Linked DNA regions of Homo sapiens: region 2 is linked to region 1. A link is a contact called in ENCODE Hi-C or POLR2A ChIA-PET data. All regions are on one chromosome and are shown on one strand. The core of a region is the stretch at or near the end of the contact, and the rest is flanking DNA. Distances in the headings are between cores, read along the strand shown. Region 1 has its middle 79 kb from the start of ABHD5. Region 2 overlaps LOC107986081 (a long non-coding RNA gene).

Evidence for each region. A loop is a pair of places that touch in the nucleus more often than their neighbours do. ChIA-PET counts read pairs that join two places held with the same protein, here RNA polymerase II (POLR2A). Pooled maps may share reads with other maps.
Region 2: a loop to region 1 is called in a map of PC-9, with 5 times the contacts of the local background. The contact joins two enhancer-like sites. A Hi-C loop is called at or near these places in 9 of 168 maps with a recorded cell type or tissue (MCF 10A, PC-3, PC-9 and 5 more) and 10 of 50 pooled maps. POLR2A ChIA-PET finds 5 or more read pairs at or near these places in 4 of 52 experiments (A673, AG04449, AG04450 and 1 more).

The regions. Positions count from the first base shown.
Region 1 is chr3:43,768,622-43,771,966 of GRCh38, forward strand. No RefSeq gene overlaps it. Among named protein-coding and RNA genes, the nearest start is that of ABHD5, 79 kb to the left of the region's middle. RefSeq lists a silencer at 906-1,085 and an enhancer at 1,844-2,343. Within about 2 kb of position 1,495, at least 24 of the 41 ENCODE cell types and tissues checked have a DNase peak (open chromatin) inside an H3K27ac peak, as active enhancers do; they include PC-9, where a contact is called at or near this core.
Region 2 is chr3:43,868,812-43,872,517 of GRCh38, forward strand. The region is part of intron 1 of LOC107986081 (a long non-coding RNA gene); the gene reads right to left. Among named protein-coding and RNA genes, the nearest start is that of ABHD5, 180 kb to the left of the region's middle. Within about 2 kb of position 1,545, at least 8 of the 41 ENCODE cell types and tissues checked have a DNase peak (open chromatin) inside an H3K27ac peak, as active enhancers do; they include PC-9, where a contact is called at or near this core.

The DNA.
Region 1 (3,345 bases), core at 245-2,744:
GTCGAGTCAGATGGGTTGTGGGATCCCAGGGAGCTTCAGTGACGGGCCAGGGCACTGTCTGTGCATGTCAGCAGCAGGCTGAGTCTAGGAGCCGGCTGTGAAGGAGCTTGGAGAGGCTGAAGGGAGGAAGTTCTGACTTCTGACTTTAGTAGGAACAGTGCCCTTCTGGCTAAGGCTGGAATTTTGCCCAGGGAACAGTTAAGTAAGAGGTGGGGTGGGAAGTGATCAAATCCAAGAATCAAAGTGGACAAGATGAATTTGGATATGGAGAATGGAGAAATCTGACCTTCCTCCCAATTAGAATGTCAGTGTAGCCAGGACTGTGTGGCAAGACCAAGAGGGGGCTGCAGATGCCTGCTTTAGCTGCTGCTAAGATGCCAGCACATTGGCCCTGCTAATGGGCCCAAATTCAGAAGTGACATGAATAAAACATGGATTCTGAAGTTCTTCAGACCTGGATTAAAATCCTGGCTTAGACACTTGTCACTTACTAGATCTCATTTTCCTCACCTGTGAGATGTGCATAGGGACACTGCTAGGTTCAGAGACCCTGGGTACAGCTGGCACATGGCAGGCTGTTAGCATATGGCACTTACTGCTGTTACATAAGAACCTGTGTCCACCTCCTGCTGTCAGGCACTTTGCAGCACCCAGCTGTTTGGTCACCTTTTCACCTCCCTTCACCTCTGTTCTAGTCTTGGCTCACCCTTCAAATACAACTGGCCCCTTACGTCGGGTGACCTAGAGAGTAGTCCCTGCCACTTGCACAATCCCAGTAAGCTCTAGTTAGGAAAATACCCTCATCCAAGTAGTTCCAGAATAACACTGCTGTTTGTTTGGGACTCCCTGACCCATAGCTTAGGAATCATGCATGCGCTGGGGTGACACTAAGAGCAACAAGATGTCCATCGGGAACCACTGCAGTTCCTCCGCCTCCCTTGGCACCGTGCCCTGGGACTGAGTTTGATTGCAGCGCCTTTCCCAGCTGTGACCAGCAGGGGGCGGCTCCTCTCTCTCGTGTCCCTTTCCAGTATCCTGGTAGGGTTCGTTCCCTCCCCAGCCCACTCAGGCCTCCTCCCGGGCTCCGCCTCTCGGGCTCCCTGAGACACGGCCCCGGCTCCTTCCGCCTTCCTTGGAGGAGGCTTGCAGACCTGCAGGGCGGGGCCTGACTGAGAGCGGGGCGGGATCTCCTTCCGGGCTGGGGAACAGATGCCCTGGCGTCCTTGGCACTGGGTTGGCTGGTCCCTCTCCGTCCTGGCTCCATTCCAAGCACGGCAGGCCCCGGGAGGGGCCCAGGCTGCTCCTTTTTCCAGCCAGGACAGAAAAGCATCAAGGAACTCTCGGTCATGAGACACGCCCGTCAGAGAGGAGGCACATTCCAGGAATGACATATGCCCTGAAATGTCATATGCTCTGAGGAGGTGACACTCCCCAATGGGTGACACAGCCCACAAAGGGGACATGGCCCACAAAGAGGTGACATGACCCACAGGGGTCACATGCTCCACAGAGGTGACATACTCCACAGAGGTGACCTGGCCCACAAAGGTGACATGGCCCACAGAGGTGACACAAGCCACAGAGGTGACACAGACCACAGAGGTGACACACTCCACAGAGGTGACACAGGCCACAGAGGTGACACACTCCACAGAGGTGACCTGGCCCACAGAGGTGACATGCTCCACAGAGGTGGTATGCTTCACAAAGGTGATATGGCCCTCAGGGACACACTCCACAGAGATGATCCGGTGCACAGAGGTGACATACTTCACAGAGGCAACCCGGCCCACACAACAACTGTGTCTCAACCATACTAGACACCTCAGGTATCAGAACCTTTCCATGGCACAGCAGGCCATGGAGCAGGCACTGCAGTGTTCGCCCTACAAACCCGGCGACTCAGTTCCAAGACCCTGCAGTCCAGAGAGCAGCTCAGAGGCAACGGGCCGAGGCCAGCCCAGCCGTTTTGCCTAAAGGTGGCTGCCAACCCTGGGGCCCTCAGCCTGGGCCTCCTGTGTCTCTGACCTCCTGCCTATAGAAGTCTGTTGCTCTTGCAAGGCCAGTAGGTAGACAGAGACAAGCATCAGTGAGAGGAAGAGTCATTTATGATTTATGAATAATGAACTAATTTAATCCTGGGTTTCTCTTGTGCCTCCCATTTAGTAATTTGTTCCATTTCTTAATGGCTCGAGTTCTTTATCAGGCTGTGACAGAGGCGAGTGGTGAGTCATCACACTGGGGATCAGGAGGGTGACCTAGATATTGGCACTGGGAAAGCAGTCCTGAGAGACGAGCATCAGCTCCACCCTCCACTCCCTCTCCACTGTGGGCAGCTCTGCGTTGGCACAGCTCCTATCTCTGCATCAAAGTGGCAGGAAGAGGTGGCCGTTCAGTGGAGGTGGGTGTGGCTGGGGCTTGTCTGAAGCTGTGGTTCCACAGCAAGCCCCTTGCTTGTGCTTAGATTGGACATCAGGGGAGAAGATGGAGAAGACTGGGGTCTAGCCCCACTACACAGCTGCATTGAGAGGGAGACAAGACTTTGGCGTCAGGCCACTTGGGCTAAAATCCTGGCTGCCACCTCTGTCTTTGTGACCCTGGGTGCATTGCTTTACCGCTCAGAGCCAAGAAAAGATGCTTCCAACAGTGAAGGCTGTCACCTCTATCCTCACGCTGCTGTCTGGTTTCTTGAACCTGTTATTTCTTTTCTTTTTATTACACACAAGTATATTGAGGCTTTGGAAGGTTAAACACCTTAACGAAGAGAGCAGGAGAGTGGTCTGTGTACAGAGGAGGGGAGAGTGGAACCTGAGAAGGCCTGGAATCAGGACCCCAGGGTGGACCCTTGAGGGCCAGCTTTGCCTTGCCTCCTCCGTGTCATCTTGCATGGCATCTGGCCCCAAAGTGCCCTCACACAGGAGCAGGCAGGGGGGCAGCAGGGGGCTGGTCAGACAGCAGCAGCCACTGAGAGCACAAGGAAGGACTAAAGCCAGCAGGTAGGTGGGGAGAAGAAGTGTGGGCAGCTGTAGGAGGCATCTGTCATGTATTTGCATAGTTAGCCCACCCTGTTGGCGTTTATCCTGTGAAGCAATGGTTATTGTGCCCACTTTACAGGCAGATACACTTGGGACAGAGGAGTCAAAGAATTGCCTAAGCAGCACAGCTGGTGCGGGGTGGAATCTGCCTTCTTCCAGCCTCTTCTCTAAATGCCGTCCCACTGCCTCTTGCCAGTCCCAGTTCTGATAGGTGTGGGTGTGTGAGGCCACCTGCTCTGTGATGATGGGTGTCCTCTTCCTCTTCTAGTGCTTGGTGGTCTACAGATCGTTGCCAAGTACATCAGCCCCT
Region 2 (3,706 bases), core at 295-2,794, 100 kb after region 1:
TGCCAGAAACACTACCTGGAGCAGGGATAGTGGGGAGAAGTACCCTGGCTCCTCCCTGTCTCTCCTCTCCCAATCTCTCCCCAGAGCCTTTTGATAGCCACACCTATCTGCAAGCCAGTGAGCAAGAACTCCAGGACACTCATTCGCAGGGCTCACCCCTCTACGATGCAGAGAAGAATGGGAAACAGGACACGGCAGGGATATGAGAGCAAACCAGCAAGTGGCCCTACCCGTAGCTTAGGAGGGACATTGACAAGCAGAAGTGTGCTTGTAAGAGAGTGACAAAGGTTGTGAGGGACTCAGGTGCCAATCTTATGAAGAAGAGGCAGGAATCATGAATTGTTGGCTGAACACAGACTTTCAAAGTTCAACCTAGGGAAGACTTCCTTTCAGAGTGTCCAGAGAAGAAGAGGTCTGCCTTAGGAGGCAGGGAGGGATGAAGGCTAGGAAGGGGAGCCGGGTCAGATGATTTCACAGACCCATTCATTCCCTGAGAGTGTGATCCTGCACTCCACCACCATGATGCTGAGAGCCGGTCCATGTGGCACTGGCTAGACTAGAATGATAATACATATATTGATGAGAGGTTTGCTGCAAAAATGACCCATAACAAACAGCCCTGATAGCTCAGTAGCTTACAGCAACCACTGATTTTGTACCCACCATGTGCTGGTTGGCTGTGCTTTGGCTGGTCTTGGCTGGACTCAGCCAAGTTTAGATGAGAGGGGCTCACTCAGGGCATCAGGTTGGGACCAAGACTGTCCCACAGGTAGAGTGAGCTGTCCCAGCTTTCTGCTGGGGCTCAAGCTGGCTTCAGGAATGTGCTTTTCTTGTGGCAGAGAGTGGAAATGCCAAGAGGACTGGCAGGAACGTGCTATCTGCCTAGGGCCTCAGCTCAGAATGACACACTCTAACTTCCATCCTCTTTCCATTGGCCAAAGCAAGCCATATGGCCAAAGCCAAAGTTAAGGGTAGAGGATCTGCCCACGGGAAAGTCATATCAAGGGATAGGAGGGTAGCAACGATTTCAGACAAGTAATACAATCTACCATGGATAAAAAGAATATTTTAATAGTAATGGGGCAGTATAGCAGAGTGGTTAAAGGGTTTGAGCAAACTGGCAAGGGTTTGAGCTCCACCTCTGCTACTTCTGGACAAAATGGCCTTGGGCAAACTCTCTGGGCCTCCTTTTCCTCATCCAGAAAATGGGAAGCCTAGTATGCAGACCTTCCAGTGTGGCTGTGAGGGAGCGCTGGGCTGACAGATATGAAATGCTGAGCTGGGTGTCTGGCATCTAAGAAGAGCCTAATAGATGCTGGCTGGTACGTTGTTAGGAAGAATCTATTGAAAATTGTGCCTTCTGGAGACAAGGCATGCAGCAAAGGTGAGGGGAGAAACATTTCAGGGAAATAATTTGAAAATCTCTGCATGGTAGGCTTATGAAAAAAGGAAATACCTCAGTAACTGAGTCATCCCCTGAGCTCTGGGAACAGAAAGCCTGCAGGCTGGCACTGTTCTCCACTGCAGAGTTGACAGCTTGTTGGAGGAGGAGTGGCACAAGGTGGGGAGGGGGGCAGATTTCCTCTCCTGACGACTTGCTCTGGTTCACCCACAGCCCCATGCACATAAAGGTCCAGTTTCTGGAAGCAGCCTTAGAAATTCTGTGGAATTTCTGGGTCCCAGGAACTGCCACTTTGCAATTTGAGAATTTAAATATATGTAGATGCTTAGTCTTTTCTTTTACAGAAAGATACAAATTCCTCCAAAAATACATCGTCCTCAATCATTTTTTATTCTTGTGCCTACCCAAATCAAGCCCTAAGCTGTTGAAAGAAAGAAAGTAAATAATAGGGAAAGAGACAAGCAAAAACCAAATCGAAGTTTCAAAAACCAGGTGAAAATCCCACCAGTTATGAGATGGCCTTGATTGGGGGCCAGGAGGGCAGGCGTGGGTTTCCCGGGTCTCTATGTGACACAGTGGTTAGAACATGTCTTTTGGAGTCAAATTGCCTCAGTTCAAACCCCATCTCTGCTGGCCCCCAGATATGAAACTGGGTAAACAAGCCCTTATGAATCAGAATCCTCATCAGTTAAAATCAGACGATGTTAGCTTCTTTCTCACAGGTAATTGCAAAGTTTGCAGGAGATACTAGTGGCTCTTGAAGCACTTGCTATGTGGTGGCCACATGCATTGCTTTTCTTTGTGAAGGATCAACACAGTTGATAAGCACTCTATTAGCCAAGGTCAAGAATTTTATTTCCACATGGCAAACAGAGTGTTTGCTTTGAGAAGAGATCAGGAGGGATGAGGAGGCATGCTGAACAAAATACAACTGCTGGCCAAATTCAGCCCATGGAACCAGTCTGCTGGTTCTCAGCTTTGGAGGCTCAGCAATTAGATTTGTTAATATAACTGTCTTAGTTTGAGTTCCCCAAAGCCAACCCTGAGATGAGGATTCATCTGGAAGCAATTCATTTGAAAAAGATTTATTAGCAATTGTTCCCTGGAAAAACGGGTAGGCAAGTGGGAAAGTAGGACCAAGAAGCAGGAGTGTGACATCCTGCCTGGAGGGTAACTTTGGCTGTTTCCCCCAGGTGAGCTCTGGAGATAGGGCAGGTGACACCTCAGAGTGTCTGGGGGTGGGGGAAGCTGGGGATTGATCAGTCATTAGTCACAGGTAGCCCCAGGAAGAGGCACATCCCAGGCATTTCCAGCTCTCCATGCACACAGGCAAAGTGGGTTTCAGCAGCCTGAGAGCTGTCCTCAGATGCTGGCTGTTAAGGAGAAAGCACAAGAGGTGTCTATGGGCACAAAAATGGTGAAGGGGATCCAAGGAGCTTGGGCAGAGCAAAGCAGCAACTGGTACAACACCCAAAGGTGATAGGTGCCGGGACTGACTTGCAGGAAGCAAACTCCCAAGAGATGGCCACGTTTCCAGGGAGAGACAGAACTAGCCAGCACTTCTGGTTCTCATGTCCAAGGATCCTCAGCCCATGTTCTCCAGGGAAGAAAACCTCTGTTATAAACGGGGATTACAGGGTAATGAGGCACTCACCACCAGAAGCTTGGTTGGATTTCATAATGGCTGAGTCCTGGAGCTTCAGCAGTGATAAGAGAAGGACAGGACTGTTTGTGGGTCAGGACTCCATGTTGCCCTGCCAGAGCTGGAGGCAACAGCATCACGGGCAGCCTTGTGGTGCAATAAGAGACATGCTGCCCTTGGAAGTCAGGTGGAGCCACGTTCCAACCCCGTCTCTTTCATGTTTGAGCTGCGTAACCTTGGGCCTCTCTAAGCCTCATCATCTAAGATCTGCCTGGAATGCCTGCCACCCCAGCCCTTGTAGGGTCGATTCAGAATCAGTGTCTTATACCTCCTCCTTAAAGAGCCACGGGATTCCTGCTCTATGTGAGGGAGCTGTTGCTCAGAAAAGAGTACATGACAATTATCATTGCCTGTGTCTTCCCCTTGGCTAGCCTCCCTGTATTTCGTTGCTCCTCTTTCCCTTTCTTTTTGAGAAAAGGGAGTTTGTCTCAAACTCCCTGAAGCCTGCCCCCTGTTTCTCCCCACCTGGGCTGCTGCCCCCTCTTTTTGTCCTTCCCTCTCATGTAGTCACCACCCTCTGTCTTCATTCCCCCAAGCACTGCTAACAGGATGCTGTTGTGTGTCATGGAATCTGATTGAGGCTGGGGAGTAATGAAGGGGGG